3 separate regions of the Homo sapiens genome follow, and regions 1 and 3 are each linked to region 2. A link is a loop called in an ENCODE intact Hi-C map of the cell type or tissue named here. Cell type or tissue: GM12878. All regions are shown on one strand. Links, peaks and the distances in the headings refer to the core of each region. The heading gives the core; the rest is flanking DNA.

Evidence for each region. A loop is a pair of places that touch in the nucleus more often than their neighbours do. Peaks named below come from ENCODE experiments on the same cell type or tissue, not always from the same donor. Only the 100,000 strongest peaks of a DNase experiment are listed, where the experiment ranks them.
Region 1: it touches region 2 in a loop (4-fold over the local background); 1 of 110 quality-filtered maps calls a loop at or near these places.
Region 3: a loop joins it to region 2, with 2.1 times the contacts of the local background. A loop is called at or near these places in 1 of 110 quality-filtered maps.

What each region holds. Positions count from the first base shown.
Region 1 is chr13:103,176,429-103,182,882 of GRCh38, reverse strand. No RefSeq gene overlaps it. Among named protein-coding and RNA genes, the nearest start is that of SLC10A2, 110 kb to the right of the region's middle. In GM12878, for the core only: no CTCF peak of the experiment used is centred there; a DNase peak (open chromatin) is centred at 3,412.
Region 2 is chr13:103,064,837-103,071,290 of GRCh38, reverse strand. It overlaps SLC10A2 (solute carrier family 10 member 2), which reads left to right and starts at 4,874. Exons shown (of 6, transcript NM_000452.3): 1 at 4,874-5,418. The coding sequence starts at 5,042. In GM12878, for the core only: no CTCF peak of the experiment used is centred there; a DNase peak (open chromatin) is centred at 3,410; H3K27ac peaks cover 766 bases.
Region 3 is chr13:102,928,027-102,934,480 of GRCh38, reverse strand. No RefSeq gene overlaps it. Among named protein-coding and RNA genes, the nearest start is that of ERCC5, 85 kb to the right of the region's middle. In GM12878, for the core only: no CTCF peak of the experiment used is centred there; a DNase peak (open chromatin) is centred at 3,655; H3K27ac peaks cover 1,068 bases.

The DNA of each region.
Region 1 (6,454 bases), core at 940-5,939, 110 kb before region 2:
CTTATAGTTTGCATTAATCTTCTGTATGACTCATCACACTATCATTTACCTTTCCAGAAGACATTTTAGAAAATAACTTCCTCTGAAATCAAACTATTTAAAAGTATGGTTCAGCTTGCCTTTCAGTTCCTTCAATCTACCTGAAATCTCCTGCAGTTTTATCTCTTTCATAGTCCTGTGAGGTGCTGAGCCCATCACATTCACAGAAAACTTCTGTCCATACGCAGTATAAATAGTAAACATTCCAGCACATATATTTGCAGGAATGGATATCCATTCTTTATTTCACCCACTTATTAAATTTAAATAATATTTATTATATTTATTATGCATTTTATCTTGTCAAAGCACTGTATTAGGAGCTAGGTAGATACAAAACCAAACAAAATATAGTCTTAACTTTAATGATATTTTGGTTATACATAAAACATGTATACAACAAAACAATAAGCTAAGAGAAGTATAAAGAAAATGACTTGGTGTTCAGAGGAGGTAGGATTAACTTTATCCTAGCTGTTAAGATGAGGGATGGCTTCGAAAAGGATGTGGCATTTGAACTAGAGAAGAATAGGTAGGATTTGATTATGTGTAAATGATAGAGGTAGTTGGAAGGAGAATATCATGGCAGAGGGAAGAGGACCAACAAATGTAAGAAAGTGAGAGGTATGGGAGTAGAGACCAGTATTTCCCTTAACTTTCCTGCAGCAATGGTTCACAAAGAAAAGTGATGGGAAACACACTACTTAGAGCATGTTGAAACTAGATCAGAGAGAGCCTAGCATGCCATCTGAGAAACTGCTCTTTAAGGGGAATGAAAAAAAAATAACTGAAGGATATGGAGCATGTGAGTAAATAATTAACGGTTGCATCAAGAAGATTGCCCGCTGTGTGTAAGTAGTAGAGGGGAGCACAGTTAGAGACAAGACTATTAGACTACTTCAATAGACCACAGAGAGACAAAGGAAAAAGGCCAGGGTATGAGAGCTACCTCAGAGACAGAAATATAGGACTTAGCAAATGGATATGAGGGAGAAGCAAAGGAGAGGGAATCATAAAAAGCCTTGAGTAACTGGGAGAATCATGATGACCTTCAGAGGCAACACAAGAGAAGGAAATAGAAGATAAGTTTATTTCCACACCTGCAAATTTGTCTAGTATGTCTGCGAATTTTAGGTACAACCCCAACCCAGCAAAGTGTGCCAAGTTATCTACAGAGACTTATGTTGAGTAAATACTACTCAAACCAATTCTAAAGCAATATTTGCCCTATTAGGACCTCAACGTAGTCTCTATCTAATCTGTTTCGTCTACTCCTTATTCTTTTTTACTTCCCAACAGCCAGCCTTTCCAACTGATGATCAGCTTACCACTGCTCCTGTTTACCCATGGCTCATGCCCTCCATCATGGCTGTCAACTAACTTCAGATGCTCCTAGGTGATGGACTTCTCAGTTCAGCCACACCAACCTCTCACCAAGACTCTCCTGGCAGAATCACCAACTGGCACAGCAGGCAAAGACCTGCCCCAACTCTTAGCCCTAGAAAGCTGGGCCCAGACAGAATCTAAGGTGCTAAAGGGATGGCCAAATGAAGATGCTTATAGTTAGTTGGAAATGCAATATTGCAAGATTGGAGTTGAGAATACAGAAAAGTTGAGAGATTTCATGACAATGGTCCTCAGTTGCCACCCCACTAAGTGTGACAGTAAAGTGTGTAAGCCCATCCAGCAGGACAGCTGGGTGTCTGTAAGACGACGGAGGCCTCTGAGAACAGGAGAGCAGGGAAGCTCGAACTCATGGTCTCTCATACACACTATGGACATATGTTTGTGTAATGAGGAGAACGAACGGGAGGAAAGGCTATTTTGTAACATGGATCCGGGAGCGTGCCCCTGGGCAGCTCACGGATACTGAAAAATAGTGGTTGTCTTCCACAAGTAGCAGAAACCTTGGGTGATCCACTCAAGCCACAGGCAGCAGGCTGGCCCTTCAAAGTGGAGCCCTGGGACGCTTGGAGGAGCTGAGGTGGAATAAACAAAGGTTAAATTCTCTTTCACTTACTTCTAAGTGACAGGTTTTAATTAAAGATAATTCACACTTGAATTGATCCTCTCAGTTCCTGCTGCTGACAGACTAGGAGACTGTCAAGGGAGGAACTGCGTGGCAAGAAGACCTGGATACGGATGGGGAGGGACGGAGGGGAGATGTACTTGCGCGCACTCACCAAAATTAAAAGGTGGGGGAAAGACACCAAAAGGTGGATACTATGGATAAATGTGGTCTACTATACCTAGGGATTTCAATGTTTTTCCTCCCTTAAAAAGTCACTAAATAACTTGTCTTTGTGGAGTAAAAGAACATGTATCCCAATGTCACTTTTTACTAGTTTCAAATATTACAGAAAGATATTTATTTCATGATACTAACAATAGGATAGATGCAAGTGTTCCTATTATATAATTCAAAAACTGACACTGAGAGAATGACATATGGGACAGGTCATATGGAATAGAGGGTCCAGGGTGATAAGAGAAACTCCAGTTCCTCCAGACAAGACTCCAACCTGGCTCTAAGCAAAAGAGAATCTGACAACATTAGTGGCTTTTGCAATTCAAGCCATTCCTGCCTTTGTTTGCCAAAGCTAAAAAAAATTTAAATATATAAAAAAATTATTCTTGCTAAAATTCTATTTCTGAGGTCACAGCTGCAGGAGCAAGATTAACATATGCTAAAGCTAGAACTACTGAAGGTTGATTGTACACATTTTTTCAAATGCAGCTTAATCGCCCAAGAATGCAGAATCAAATTTCAGATGTATTTAAAGTGTGAAAAATATTTATATAATTTTGTCTCTCCAGATAAATATTAAAATCCCAAACCACTCTACTTAAAGTCCCTGAATCTCTGTTGAATCCCACCTCCATACAAGGCAGGCTCTCAGAGCTCAGCAAAATTCTATCTATCCACAGAGGTCCCGCTCAAATTCCACATTCTCCATGAAGCCTCCTCCTCATGCCCTAACAGGAATTAACTCTCACCTCTGTGAAACCCCATAGCACTTTGTCTCCCTAATGTGGCACTTATGTGCCATGAATGGTAGTTACCTGGACATGCACACATCTTATTTCCCCTGCTTTCCTATTGAATTGTACAATCCCCAAGGGAAGGAACCATAACTTACACATCAGCATATCTCCTCTAACAGCCTAGTGAAATACATCCTGCTTAGGAGGTGTTAAGTATATTTTTTAAATGAATGATGACTGCATGAAAATTCTCCTGGGTACGCAGGCTTTCCTTTTAAAGTTTTGTCTTAGAATATGGAAAGCAAGATTCTGCCGTTTGCACCTAGCCTGCGGCTACTTCTTCACCACAAAATCACAAATGAATACCATCTGCTATTTCTCTCTGCTAGGTCCCTCTGGAGATTCCCTTTAGGTTAATTGGCCACTCTCTGTTCTAGCCCCGACTCTCTCTCAGTTCTTACTCCTGGGAAAACCTCAGCTGGGCCAGAGGTCTAGGACACTGCTAAGTTATATGTTCAAAACCATATGTTCTTCCTCTTTAAGTTCCTAATTATTACTTTCTTTTAGGTTATCTTCATTTCCTCCCTCCTGAAATGTTCCCTTTTCAGGTCTCTCCTGAAACTATCTCCTTCGAGTCATCTACAGAACATAAGGCGAGCAGATGGTGCTGCGATTGCACTGGTAATTACCCCCTGAGAAAAGCAACCTTCTTCCCAAAGCAGGTAATTTGGACTAAAATAGAACTTTTGCCAGAATAACCCAGGTAAGTAGGGTGTTGAGCTTTATACGTACACAATCATATTTTATGCAATAGAAACCATCACCATTTGTTTTGGACAAAACCAGGCTGTTTCTTGCCCCCTACAACGAAGGGGGCCAACTTTAAAGGCTAAAATTAACTTGTTTCTACTCTAAGCCTCCAACTCCAATTCCAATGGTGTGTTTTGAGGCACCTGATCACAGTACAGGAACTTGGGGATCTCCTCTTACTAGCAATCATGTGCACTACTTCTCATATCTAGTTTTTAAGCATCATGACTTATTTAATATTTATTTTAAAGGAAATTCCTGAAGTGCAGATACCATCAGTATGTAAATTTTTCGACTTTTTGTGGAAACCAATATCATATCCTTAAACCCAGGCTTAGGACACAATGGGGAAAAAAACAAAACTACCTCTTCGCTTGAAAGGAAACAAATTTTGCCTGCACTTTCACTGGTTTCTTATTGTAGCTGCAAGCCATGATCTGCTGAAATACTTCTCTGACAGCAAGAGTAACTAGAGTGCTTTCAGCCCAAGAACAGGCCACTCTATGTCATTGGGCAAAAATGGCAAAAGGTCGTCCAAATGAACTTCACATAAGAGGAAGAGAAGCAGTGAGAAATGATAATTGCCCTTTCCGATCCAGACCAGGTCCAATTACCATCAATTGGACCACCACATCGTGGTGGTGTTTTTCCTCTTTTATCTGGTGTAAGAGTTTGATAACCCAAAGGCTGTAATTGTGTTGTAGGGCTAATTAAAAAGGAGGCCAGGATTTTCATATGTATCGCCAACACAAAAGCAAGATATTTATTGCACTTGGCACATAACAGAGGTTAAAATTTCATTGAAAAGAGGTTTCAGAAATTAACATAACTATATGTCTCTGCTTTTTTCTTCTTCTCTTCTAGTAATGCAAAGCAGAACAGGAAAAAAATACTTAAGGATAAAAAAGCTCATTCTAAACATGTCAGCCTCATCAATGTTATGGATAGGTAACAACCAATTTTATAATAAAGAACCTGTGTTTTCCAGTTTGGTGTTTCAGTTCTTAACTTACAAAGCTCTTTTGTAATGTTTGGTCATCTCTTCCTCCACTTTTTCTGACATTACAAATATGTTCAGACTCCTTTCTGCATCAGCCTTCTAAACTATCTACTCCATAATGAACTTGCTGGGGAAAAGTGAAAGTGGAAAAAGTGAGATGTTTTCTATTAGTCAACATTAGGAAATCTCTTAAGGAATTACTTTGCTGTTTAAAAGTTGCTCACCTGTATTCATGGGAGAGAAAATGCATGTCACAATGTAGCATTAAGCAGCATCAGAACTTCACAAGTATTAGCATTTCAAATAAGTCACAATTCTCTAAGGCTGGTGACTAGGAAAAATAACTCTTAGTCATTCTTAAGAGTAAACTTAAACCAAGTAATTGTGGTTAATATCAGACTAGCTGATTTGTGTAGTCATGAAAATATCAGCAGAGTTCCTTTACAAAAGGAAACAGATTAATAAAAAGTATTTATTATTATAACTAATATCCAATAATTGATTAATATTCATTACAGACTCTGCCAATATAAATAGTTCTCTTTGAACCCAACTATAAGTAATAATTGCTCTTCACATATAATTAGTACCTCAAAACATTACTTAGGTCTCATGAGACCACAAACTGCACCTCCTGTTAAAGGTAATGTGACATTATGGATCTAGAACCAGAAATACCATTTGACATAGCAATCCCATTACTGGGTATGTACCCAAAGGACTGTAAATCATTCTGCTGTAAAGACACATGCACACATGTTTACTGCAGCACTATTTACAATAGCAAAGACTTGGAATCAACCCAAATGCCCATCAATGATAGACTAGATAAAGCAAACGTGGCACATATGCACCATGGAATACTACGCAGCCATAAAAAAGAATGAGTTCATGTCCTTTGCAGGAACATGGATGAAGCCTGAAGCCATCATTCTCAGCAAACTAACACAGTAACAGAAAACCAAACACTGCATATTCTTACTCATAAGTGGGAGTTGAACAATGAGAACACATGGACACAGGGATGGCAACATCACATACTGAGACCTGTCAGGGGTCGGGGGAAAGGAGAGGAAAAGGGGAGGAAGAGCATTAGGACAAACACCTAATGCATTTGGGGCTTAAAATCTAGAAGTGGATAGGTGCAGCAAACCACCATGGCACATGTATACATATGTAGCAAACCTGCATGTTCTGCACATGTATCCCAGAACTTAAAGTAAAATGTAAAAAAAAAAAAAAAAAGTTAAAATCAGTTTTAGATAGGCTATGTCAACATGGGAACGGCCTCTGCATTGGAGCCTTATACACAGCCTCTAAAACCTGGGCCTTGAAAATTAGCACTTTCTTTAATGAAGGTCCAGAAGTTCCACTGTGAACAATAATAGTTTATTACCTAAAAAGGAGTCTGTGTCTTGTATAAATTTTCCTTCAAGAAGCTACGAACTGAGACATGCCTCCTCATACACCTCAGAACAAGGAGCATAACATTTGGTATTTGTCAAAGTCTGACTCTTAACCAGCTGGTGGCCACAATGGGAATACCCAAGAGCAACGGTTCTCAAAGTGGGGTTCCCAAAGAACGGCATCAACATCACCTGGGAACTTGTTACATAAAGT
Region 2 (6,454 bases), core at 814-5,813:
TATTCTCTCCTGACTTCTTCTCAAGTTTAGTGTCATTTCCTGCCTTCTCTAGGCATGGGCACAGACCACTCCCCAATCTCTTCTTATCAAATGTGTCAGGTTGATTTTTGTTTTTGTTTTTGTTTACTTTATATTGAAGTATTGGTACTTGTGACCCCTCCTAGTCTCTGATCTTCCATACTGCCAAGGTAACGACTATCCTAACTTCTAACACCATAGATTTGCTTTGCCTGTTTTTGTATGTGTTCTTTAGTTTCTGGTTTCTTTCACTCAACATTAGATTTGTGGTAGTAGATTACTCATCCAGCTGATGTATAGAAGTCCATCGTGTGAATATACCACAATATATTTACCTATTCTACCCTTGATGGACATTTGGATAGATTCCAGTTTGACGCTATTATGAATGGAGTCACTGTGAACATTCTAGTTCATGTCTCTTGGGGAACTTAATTTATAGATTTCTTTAGATTGAAACCTAGGACTGGAATGGCTGGGTCGGAGGGCATATGGACATTTAGCTATAATCATTTTCCAAAGTGGTGGGACCATCCTACAGATGTTTAATAAGGATTCACATTCATTCATAAAAACCTGAATAGTCTGCACAGTATTTTCAAAAGAAGCAGATCTAGAACCCAGTTCTGATTCCAAGCCTAGTGCATTTTCCATCCAGTAGATTCCAGGTTCTTCTATCCTACTTTCTTCTCCTCAATACTATGCTGCCTTTTCCCTCTAAAGACTCAAGAATGAATAGCTAGTCATTCACGGGGCATTCTCCCCAAGGTACTTGTTGCCTTAAAGAGGGTCAGTGGTAACTCCAAAGAGCTCTAATTGTGGGACTTTCAGGTTTCATAAAAGATCAATCTGTAGAAAGGAACTAGAGAGGAGAGAGAGGGAGATAACTTCAGTCACAGGAAAGTACTTAACAGAGTCAATCAAATCCAAGAGGGCCATTGATCTGAATAGAGCCATTTGTGATGAAACACAATAGAAGATAGGAAGCTCATCTTTTATCATGTGAACCTCAGGGCAAACATGCTAGAAAGCTATTGAACCCTGGCCTCCTCAAATTGATACACAGGAACAAAAGGGAAGCCTCAGATGTCAAATTCTCATGTCTGCGCCCAGGCGGCCAGAAGCAGGAACCGGCTCCTGGTTTCTTGAGGGTGGCCTGCATGTGAGCCCAGGGTGTGACAAAATGTAGCAGAAAAGACTGAGAAGGATGACGACGAAAATGAAGCTCCAGCCTCCTGACTACCCCTCTCAGGTGTGCATCTGTTTCCAATTCCGTATTACAATTAAAGAGAATGATTTTTTATTTTTTTTAATTTTATTATTATTTTACTTTAAGTTTTAGGGTACATGTGCACAATGTGCAGGTTAGTTACATATGTATACATGTGCCATGCTGGTGTGCTGCACCCATTAACTCGTCATTTAGCATTAGGTATATCTCCTAAAGCTATCCCTCCCCCCTCCCCCCACCCCACAACAGTCCCCAGAGTGTGATGTTCCCCTTCCTGTGTCCATGTGATCTCATTGTTCAATTCCCACCTATGAGTGAGAATATGCGGTGTTTGGTTTTTTGTTCTTGCGATAGTTTACTGAGAATGATGATTTCCAATTTCATCCACGTCCCTACAAAGGACATGAACTCATCATTTTGTATGGCTGCATAGTATTCCATGGTGTATATGTGCCACATTTTCTTAATCCAGTCTATCATTGTTGGACATTTGGGCTGGTTCCAAGTCTTTGCTATTGTGAATAGTGCTGCCATAAACTTACGTGTGTATGTGTCTTTATAGCAGCATGATTTATAGTCCTTTGGGTATATACCCAGTAAAATGGGATGGCTGGGTCAAATGGTATTTCTAGTTCTAGATCCCTGAGGAATCGCCACACTGACTTCCACAATGGTTGAACTAGTTTACAGTCCCACCAACAGTGTAAAAGTGTTCCTATTTCTCCACATCCTCTCCAGCACCTGTTGTTTCCTGAGAATGATTTTTATATATTTAGATACTTTCAGTGTCTGGATTTGAATATAGCTGAAGTTAAGGGTACTAATTAATTGTGAATCATTCCGATACTTGAATATAAAACCTCTCAAGCCTAATGTGCAAATTTATGTAAAAACAATGTGAAATTAGAAATGCATTGGCACTTTTTTTTAAGCAGAACTGTAGCACTCTGTCTAGTCAAACAGACTGCTCATTTGCAAGTTGTCTATATGCAAAGCATTCTGCCCCTGGGAGCCTAAAATCTCCTTAGAAAGTCATCTGAAATTTGAGAAGAGCTTTGTTCTGAACCTGCTTTCTGCTCCCTTCACTTTTCTTCCCTGCTTCCAGCACTGTGAGCAAAAAGCCTAAGTATGGATCACACCTGGCCAACCCAGAAGCAGCCATGGCCCAAAACAGGAGGCCTGCCCTGGGAAACCCATTTGAGTTCAAAGGAGGGTGTCTAAATATGCTTGTCTTGAGCCCTGTGCATTGGGCCTTGCACTGCAGCCTTCCAACTTTAAGAGAAATTTCAGAATCCAAATCCTTCCCGCCTGCAGGGCTCAAATTTTCCTTTGCAGATCAGACCTGGTGAAGAGGCTATTTGCCGTTCAATCCTAGGCTAGCTTTCTGCCTTTCACCTAATGTTTGAGGTTAAGAGAAATCAGAAAAGAGAGACCGTAAACTGATCACCACTGCATGGGCATCTGCCTCACCCACCTTTGGGAGTTGGGGGAAGAGCCAGCCACAGGTGCTCAGGTGCAGGTGCCCAGGTGTGAGCGGCTAGGTGCAGATGCTCAGGTGTGGCAGCAGGGAGTGCACTTGGCTCATCTGCCCTGGGGAGGGCCAGCTCCCGACAGAAGTAGGCCAGAGGTCAGTCCCAGGAAATGCTTGGAGCAGCCAGCAGGGTAGGGCCAAGTCATGATACACCTAGGAGTGGGAGGGGAGGCCTCTTTGGATATTACCTGGTTTATCATTTAGCTGTTGGGGTGGGGAAGGAGGTGGGAAAGACAGAAGGCTCTCCCAGGAATTGGCAGGCAGCCAGGTCAGGGACAATGGCAGCCCCCACTTGTGCTAGAAAGGCAGGCAGGACGTGACCACTCAGATAGCCACATCAACAAGTACAAATCACGGTTGCCCTGGAAGGAAATGGCTCAGGTTTTTCCCAGTAGCTCAATGCCTAGGCACCCCCACCTGTGGTTTGGGCATTTCACTCTATTAGCTCTTCTGCTCAGTGGCCCATTCTGCTAGCCACAGCTCACATTTACTCCAGTTATGAAAAAGGTTAATTTTCCCATATTGAGTTTCTCTGCAAAAGCTGCTTTCAGTTGTGACCGGTAAGTTCCGTTGTCACCAATATGGGTACAACTGTTGTCACTCTGCTATTCTGAAGCCATGATACTAAAAGTGTGACCCCAGATCAGTGTCATCGCCATCAACTACAAGCTTGCTAGAAAGAAAACTCTCCCTAGACTTCCAGAATCAGAATTTGCATTTTAACAAGGCCCCCAGGGGAATCCTGTTCACACTGAGTTTTGAGAAGCTCTGTTCTAAGATATTACTCCAATCCCCAGCAAGCCAAACCGACCACTTTCTTCACATAATCAGAACGCTCGGTTCCAGTATTTCCAGATACCAGCCATAGGAAAACACGTTGTTCTCTCATTTCCCTTTAACCTTATCTAAAGCACTCAATTTCCTCAACCCTTAAGTCGTCATCTGTAAAATGGGAGTGCTAATCCTACTTAATTTAAGATGATTAAGTTGAATAATAAATTAGAATTTGTCCTACAAATTGTGAATCATGATCGGAATATTCAATTTTATTATTACTCTGTGTCCTAACTCAATAACTGGGTTATAAACTCCTGAAAACAGGACAATCTCTTCTCTACCTCTTTCTTTATCTTCCCTGTATACTGAAATACAGCGTTCTGCCCAGCATGAGGTCGACTATTTGACATTTACAAAAATCTCTCTTGGAATCCCCCTGCCAAAAAAAAAAAAATCGAATTTCAATTTATGACTCCAAGCACAAAGAGATCCTGTCACTTTGACCTAATTCTCTGAGGTTCATCCCTCTAAATAATTGTATTGTCTCCATCTATAAAGTACTCTGTTACTATGACAACGCACACATAATTGCATGTGTAAGTAGTTGAGGGTGGCTGTGCAAGTCAGACTCCTTTCCACCAGGAAACACAGAAAACATTCTATCTTCCCAAATGTTACTCTCTCAGATTTGCACCAAGACCCTAGAAGTTTCTTAAATTTCCATATACTTTATGGACACTACAAAGCAATTCCAGGAAACACTGATACAGTAGCAAAACTACTGGGAGTGGAAATTGGATGGAGATCTGGGTCCCAGTTCAGAGTCTGACACCTGATTTGCAACATAATTAGGCACAGGGCACTCAACTATTCAGGGCCCTAAACCCTTCTATTGAAAGGGAAATGGGAGAACAATATGTGTTCCTATGGCTCAGTCCCTATAAGATTCTGTACTATTCAGAGTTGATTTTAAGTGTCACTTAACTGAAATTATCCAACAAACCTTCATGGCATGAAACATTAACACAGCTCTTTTTATATGGCATGGTTCCTATGGCTCAATCCCTATAAGATTCTGTACTATTCAGAGTTGATTTTAAAAGTCACTTAACTGAAATTATCCAACAAACCCTCGAGGACATTAAACATTAACGTGGCTCTTTTTATATGGCATGGTTCATTATCATGCCAATAAATGATTAATCGTAACTCTCTGTCTTGACCAATAATTTTGCTGGACTTTTGTGATTCACAACGTGCTCTGTGTTGTAATGCTACCTCTTGAAACTGACATCCTAGCTTTATTGTTTTTTATTACTTCCCTAAGGTGGCTTTCAAAAGAGACACCAAGTGACATATTTTTAGGAGGGGTTTAAAAGTTTGATGGGGTAGAAGTAAACGTTGCTTAACTCAACCAGCAGCAGAGCCAGGGCCCAGGGACCAGCGCTTCTGTGGACTTGGCCTTTCCAGCAGCAGACCCAGCAATGAATGATCCGAACAGCTGTGTGGACAATGCAACAGTTTGCTCTGGTGCATCCTGTGTGGTACCTGAGAGCAATTTCAATAACATCCTAAGTGTGGTCCTAAGTACGGTGCTGACCATCCTGTTGGCCTTGGTGATGTTCTCCATGGGATGCAACGTGGAAATCAAGAAATTTCTAGGGCACATAAAGCGGCCGTGGGGCATTTGTGTTGGCTTCCTCTGTCAGTTTGGAATCATGCCCCTCACAGGATTCATCCTGTCGGTGGCCTTTGACATCCTCCCGCTCCAGGCCGTAGTGGTGCTCATTATAGGATGCTGCCCTGGAGGAACTGCCTCCAATATCTTGGCCTATTGGGTCGATGGCGACATGGACCTGAGGTAAGATTATCTATACCTCTAACTACTGCAATCACCTTGGAGTAATCCTTCCAGAAGCCTATGGCATTCTGAATGTCCAACTGATTTGCCACGCATCTAAAGTATGACTAAGGAATCAAACAGGAGAGAATAAATGCATTCCCGTGCCTTCTAGCACAGCTGCTTAGCTATTGGAATTGGGGGATTTATATTTTGTGTTTGTGTTTTTAAATCTAACTCAGTTAACAGGGAGTTGCATAATTGCTGTTGATCTCTAGGAAAAGATTCAAAGCTTTTTTAAAAAAGTAATCTTTTCCAAACCACAAGCTGCAGCTGAGGAGGTTTATCCTGTTGGTAGCAGGAAAAAAAAAGCAAAATACACTTTCTTTGTAATGATGAGGAGCTCTGGGTGCAATCATAAAATAAAACTGTTTGTCAAACATTAGAACCTGTAGTGAGACAGTGGTCAACTCCATCAAATATAGCCAGTTCTTTGGGCAAACATTTTCCTGGTATAAAACCTAAGGAAGAATTTGTAAATTTGCTTCACCTCTACTGGCATTAAAAGTGGGGGAAAAAGCCTATAGCAGCTTTTTTAAAATTATGCTTACCTTACTACAAAATAAACAGAAAACGTTTTCTCCACTTCCTACAGAGTAATCTAAATTGCAATGTTTGCCCATTTCATCCCGTGCCAGTCTGAACTAGCACTGGAAAAAAAAACTAATAGAAATAAGATGAAGCATTAATGTGACTAGATTGAGAAATTTAATGCTAAAAGTTGAATAGACAAATGTCTTTTTCCTTAGCTCACAATTCCTCATTTCCCTTGAAAGGTATGCATTTCCTTCTGCAAACCATCCAGGTGCTAATGCAACGTGTGCTTATTAAATACTGTACAGTAGGCAATTAGCTCTGTTCATCCCCAGCTACTATTGGCAGAGGAGAGAAGCACAAAGTGTAGAATTGTAAACACTGGATTGATAGAGTACCCAGTGATCAATTAGGAACCTGCTGTCTCATTTCAACTGGTGCTGGTTTCTCCAGAAGCTTTAGA
Region 3 (6,454 bases), core at 777-5,776, 140 kb after region 2:
AAATATCAAAACCAGGCTGACTAAAGAACTATTGGAGATTTATGTGATTACAGCAATATATTGTTATTTCAGTTTGCCAAAACTATTACAGATTACAGGAGAAATCCTAACAAGAAATAAATTGCTGAGGAAATTCTTAACTATTCAGCATTTTCAGTTCCTATGGAAATCTAATAACTGTGTATTCATGAGGCTATGATAGGCATATTTAATATGAAATTAATATTCTTTCAATGTAATGTTTTGGTGGAGTGTTGTTTCGCATCTGTTTTTAGCATTTTGGTCAGAGTCTTATAAATACGTATGTCTATAAAGGTTAAACCCATCAGTGCTGCTGCTTGGTTAAAAAAAATAGTAAAAAATAAAAGTTAAACTCAATTAGATCTTTCTAGTGTTATATCTGTATTCTGAAGCTCACGTCCCAGACAATTTATTATAGCTATGAGAGTCATTTCAACAGATTGGCTGATCCAGTTAAGAAGGAGCATGTCATGCATATAACGATAATAAGCATTGCTCAAAAGGTGGTCAGCTCTTAAAAATTCTATAGGGTTTCATTAAGGAAGGGGGTGGGACTTTGGCCCCACACTCACCACCCAGAATTATCAGGCCCCAGGGCCTATTGAGCCAGGCCCCAAATCCCAGATGCAGTCCAAAAGGACTCAAATCAGGCTGAAAGATGGCATAAGAGGGCTATGATCAAACAGGAAGCATTGGAGTGGTGTGGACCAAGCACGTGCTTCAGTCTGCCAGAAGGAGGCAACGGTCAAAAGAGCTATACCTTGAAAAGTCGCTGGAAGAATATCCTATGAATAAAAAGGGAAAAAGTCTCCCATAAGAGTGGAGTAAGGAGAAGTGTAAAGGCACCAAGTTATGAGAAATCTCATCCAGGCATCCACTGTGTCTGGATTGCAAGAAGGGAAGCTGGTGGTGGGATGTAAATGTGTGGGGTTTCTTTGGGGGATGCTGAACCGTGAGGATGCTGATGCATCCTCCAGGACAGGCTTAGAGACACCAGCCAGGGCACGTGAGAGTTTAGGTTCCAGAAGGTAACCTGTATGGATGGTTTAATGGCCGCAGAGACTGTGGCCAAGGACATGGACTCCAGAGCTGATGCCTATGCTCAGCCTGTGCTCCTGGTCTACCTTTGTGACCTTGGGCATGTGACTTACTCATTCGTGAAATAGGAAAAGTCAGAGTCTATCTTAGAGTCATTGTGAGGATTAAAGGAGTTAATTATTTCTAAGACATTTTCACGCATCTGGCAAAGAGTCAGCATTATTTAAGCACCTGGTAAATAAAATAGTGGTTAAAGCAATAAAGCGTCATCTCTTTACCAGGAAAGTCTGCTCTGGATTCCAAGTTTGAAGGAAGCCTTAAAAAAAAAGAAAAAAAAAGATACACCAAATATTACTGAGGTCCCTGACTATAGAATCATAATCCAATAACTTGCTTTAAGGAAGAATTCCAGTCTTGACCCCAGTATTACTGCACTGAGCATTATGTAAGAAGTTAGAGCTTCATCCTAAAGGTGGGAGGTAATGAGCTCTTCCACAGAAACAGAATATGAGTCTGCTCATTTGCTTTAATAGACAGTTGAGAACAGAGACAGCAGATGGATGAGTCCCAAGCAAAGCCCAAGAGAAGAGATTTCCCCCACTCTGGGCTCTCTGATTATCCTTTGCTGCTCTGAAAAGCAATCATTCCTTTTTATAGGTTCTTCTGAAAGAAATACAAGGTTATTAAGAACATTTTTTAATTCACATAGCCCCGATATTTTGGGGGTAACTGTGTCATAATTACTGAGTTATGCATCAAGATTGTACATAAAATAAGTTGCTGTGTATATATAAACAAATGAAAAATGAACTATAATATTCTTTATAATTGTAGCTACGGTCATGAGGCTGGATCATTTAAAAGTTTACGGGAGTGTGCTGGGTCACACTTTGTCTCCAAGTGAAGTCTTTGTGGTCCAAGGGTCATGAAACCTCACTCATACAAATAGAAAGACAGAATCATGCTGAACAGTTTGCTTGCTAAATTATGTTGCAAACTACTACTGACTTCTACTCAAAATAAGAAAAATGAGAGTTTTACCAATTGCATCCTAGTAAAATAAATACGTAGATACAGGTGTGTGACCACAAAATGCTGACTTTTAAATTTAGTCATACCAACCAATAGTATCTCAGAATCAGAGTTTATTAAAAGTTAATTATTGCAGTTAATAATTTTAGAATAAAGATCTCTTTCTAATTGTTACAGCTTACACACTAAGGCTAGTGTCTAGCTTGCCTTTCTTTAAAATGCAAGTTAATTATAATGTCTCAGCATCCGTTTCCCCTGACACACCATTACCCCTCCCTAAATATAACTTTACCTATAAAAATAATGGGCCAGAAAACCTCAATGAAATATTACTTGTATGTAGCTTGTGCTGGATAGAAATCACCATAACAGTCTATTACCTTGTATGTGATTCCTGAAAAACATACATGCATCCTAAAATGTTTCATCTAATGAAATAATTGATTTTCTTTTGAAAAAAAAGAAAATGTAGTCAGGAAAATGAAAAGAACACTTTCTAAAGAGACTAACAAGAGTCTTCTGATGTCATAAATTATATTGCCTTTCAACGCAACTGTGCTCCCTAGTGGGAAGTTCTAAAAGGTTTAGTTTAAATTTTTTAGAAGTTTGTTTCATGTAAGCATCACCACATATGCCAAATGATCCATTAAGGGTGTTCCACTATAGCTTAAAGAGTTTTGAGTTAAACGCACAGGGCACTGTGGCCTAAGATGCTAAGAAAATACACAGCTCGATTTCCATTTGATGTAACTCGGCAGGAAGATATTATCCACAGAACATTTGCTGCATTAAGGCAAGCAGTTGTACAACGACTTCAGAACTCTTTCAACTACTTGGATGCTCCTGACCTCCCTTGACCAAAGTCTACCCGTCTTAGCATATTGGAAAGTTAGTCAATTCCCATCATTCAAACATGAGATCTGCAAGTGTCCAGTGTGCATTGCAAACATGCTAGGGATCTAAGTCATATCCTTGTGGCCAGGTGCAGTGGCTCACGCCTGTAATCCCAGCACTTCAGGAGGCCAAGGCAGGTGGATTACTTGAGGTCAAGAGTTCAAGACCAGCCTGGCCAACATGGTGAAACCTTGTCTCTACAAAAAATACAAAAATTAGCCAGGTGTGGTGGTGGGTGTCTGCAATCCCAGCTACTCAGCAGGCTGAGGCAGGAGAATCCTTTGAACCTGGGAGGCAGAGTTTGCAGTGAGCCAAGATTGTACCACTGCACTCCAGCCTGGTGACAGAGCGAGACTCCATCTCAAAAACAAAAAATAAAAGAAAGCATAAAATAAATCATATCCTGTGTTTTCATGGGGACTTTCTAACACCATGCCAACCCACATTTCCTGGCCCACACCCCGTAGAGCCTTTGTCTTGAGTCTTTCTCAACCTAGCAGTTTCAGTTTAAAATCTGGACCATTCCAACTTTTATCCTAATTGTCCCCCTCTTGTATGGGCCATCGTGTATGTGCTAATTATCCTGCTCCTGTCTGCAGACAAGTGTCCTGGAAATACCCTTGAGGCCAGAATTACATAAGTAGTGTCTGCATGCTTGGAAAGAAAACTGATAGCTGCAAGTCCCTGAGAATGTCCCGGACTCAAGACACAGAGTGTGCCCTGAGAATATTCTGCTACTTGAGCCCTCTAAGTGTGTTCAGTCAGTGATGCAAAAATATCCCCAGTGGATTTTAAACAAATGCCACGCTGAGAGAGGAAGATATCTGATACTCAAGAGGGCAAAGTAAGAGATGCATATCTTAAAGGCATTTATCTCTTGGAGGAAGTTTAGACAGCTTACTTCTGGAAAGCATAGTCCTTCCACACAGTCTTTGGTATTAATATTTTGTTTTCTTTTCACTCATTTACTCTTACCAGAGATCACCAAACTCAGTTAGACATTACGGAAAGAAAAGCAAGAACCCAACTGGTTTCAGAAGGGTCAAGAGTGGAAAAGGGGCTGGGCGCGGTGGCTCACGCCTGTAATCCCAGCACTTTGGGAGGCAGAGGCGGGCGGATCACAAGGTCAGGAGATTGAGACCATCCTAGCTAACACGGTGAAACCCCATCTCTACCAAAAATACAAATATTAGCCGGGCATGGTGGCAGGGGCCTGTAGTCCCAGCTACTCGGGAGGCTGAGGCAGGAGAATGGCATGAACCCAGGAGGCGGAGCTTGCAGCGAGCCAAGATCGCGCCACTGCACTCCGGCCTGAGCAATGGAGCGAGACTCCGTCTCAAAATAAAAAAAAAAAAAGAGTGGAAAAGGTAGGATTTGAGCAGTTGTGTTTAAAAATTCACATCAATGGAGAAGAGTGAAGAGGTGTTCTAGATGGATGATAGTAGTATGGACAAATCCTGAAGACAGGAACTGCATGTGTCTTCAAGAAACAGCCAGTACACTTGCTTCAGAGTCAAGGGTTTGCTTTGGGAAGAATGAGGTAGGTTGGGGCCAGATAGTCAAGATCCTTGAATGTCAGCCTAAGGGGTTTGCAATTTATTAACAATAAGAAGTCATTAAAGGCCTTTGATACAATGAAAATTACATTTCAGGAAGCTTTATTTGAAAGTGAAGAAGAGATCTATATGGGCAGGATGAGCTGTGCAAACTGGAAAATGAGAAGTCTATGTTCCTGGGCCAAACCTCTCCCTTTGGTGCCATATGGTGACTTGGTCTCAGAAGGGGAAATCCAAGCAAAGGGAAAAGGAAGAAAACCGCCCTCCACCGATCTCCTCCTCTCCCCACCTCCCAGGGCTAATCCAACCACATCCCCGAGAACAAGCATTCCCCGGAGAAGCCCAAGTCCACAAGGAGGTCGGGCTTTGTGCCCGTCTCCTTCACTTGCATTCCCCCTCTTGTTCACCTACTGAAGAAGCACAGCTAGATGAAGAAACGCCTTTCCTTTTAAGGGAAGTGGTTTCTCCTTAACTGATGAGAGCCCTTTAAGACCAGTAAGTCTCTACCTGGAGTAGGGCCAATTTAATATATCTGAATTGCCCTAGATAAAATGTCTCATCTGCAGAGATCCTTATCAAAGCCAGTAATTTCTCTGTGTATTCTTCATAGTATGTCCAGCCCTATTGAAATTTTCTCCCACCTGTTGTCAACTTTTAAGTTCAGAATTCCGCCTAGCACCAGATCAGACTTGCCAGTCTCATTCCAAGCACAGCTCACCCAGTCCTTTTTCCAGCTGAACCTGTCTACCTGTGCTGACCTCAGCTTGCTTGATCTTCGCTTGTCTCTAGCAGTGCTGTATCCAGTGGCCACTGTGTTTCTGACTCACATTCTCATAGGGATATTGCCCCCTAAGGAAGCTGGAGAGGGGGTTACAGCCGGTCACCAGGTGGTGAGGGTCTGAAACACATGAGAACAATGGAAGAAAAAAGGAGGCACTAAATAAAACAGGCCTGATTTCTGCTGCTGTGTCATAGCAAAAGGGCTGCATGGCCAAGTCACTCCAGAAAACAACACAGTACACAGATCATTCCCATGGTGTCCTGAGATAGTCAGAAATGAGTCTGTGAAATTGAACCTTAAAATGTCTTTATGGCACTGGTCCTAAAGCCTAGAAACTGATAGTAATTATTTACACAGGCAAAGAGATGGAATGAAAAACAGACTTCTTTGCCTCTCTTCTTTCAAAGTGATTAACATTGGGTCACTGAAGAAAAACTCAGAATACTGGCTCTCAAGAATTCTTCATGACCAACTCCAGGTTCCATCTTGTTTATTTCCTGGGATATATATTTGAAAGTTCTGTATCATCATCTATTTTATAAAATATTGACATGCTAAATGAAGATGAGAGAAGGCAAAAAACAGAAACATGGGAATGTTAGTGGAATGCAATAAAAGATAACATAGGTACTGAGGTCATTTGTCCTTTCAACCCCATATTTAAAATACTACCACATAAAAATAAGATCTCTACAAGCACACTCAACCAAAAGTCTGGAGGCCAAGGTGGGCAGGTAACGAGGTCAGGAGTTCCAGACCAGTCTTGCCAACATAGTGAAACCCCATCTCCACTAAAAATACAAAAAATTAGCCAGGTGTGGTGGTGTGCACTTGTAATCCTAGCTACTCAGGAGGCTGAGGCAGGAGAATCGCGTGAACCCAGGAGGCAGAGGTTGCAGTGAGCTGAGATCGCGCCACTGGACTCCAGCCCAGGCAACAGTGCAAGACTCTGTCTCAAAAAAACAAAGAAACAAAAAGTCCTGAAAACAGAGACGTGTTTGATAGTCATATACAAGGATATGTAATGGAAGGTCTGAGTTCTTTTAGCAAACATTAACTAAGCATGTTTCACATTTCTGAGACTTACTAAAGCTTAAGGAGACTAAGATTTTTTAAATTTTTTCAACAATAG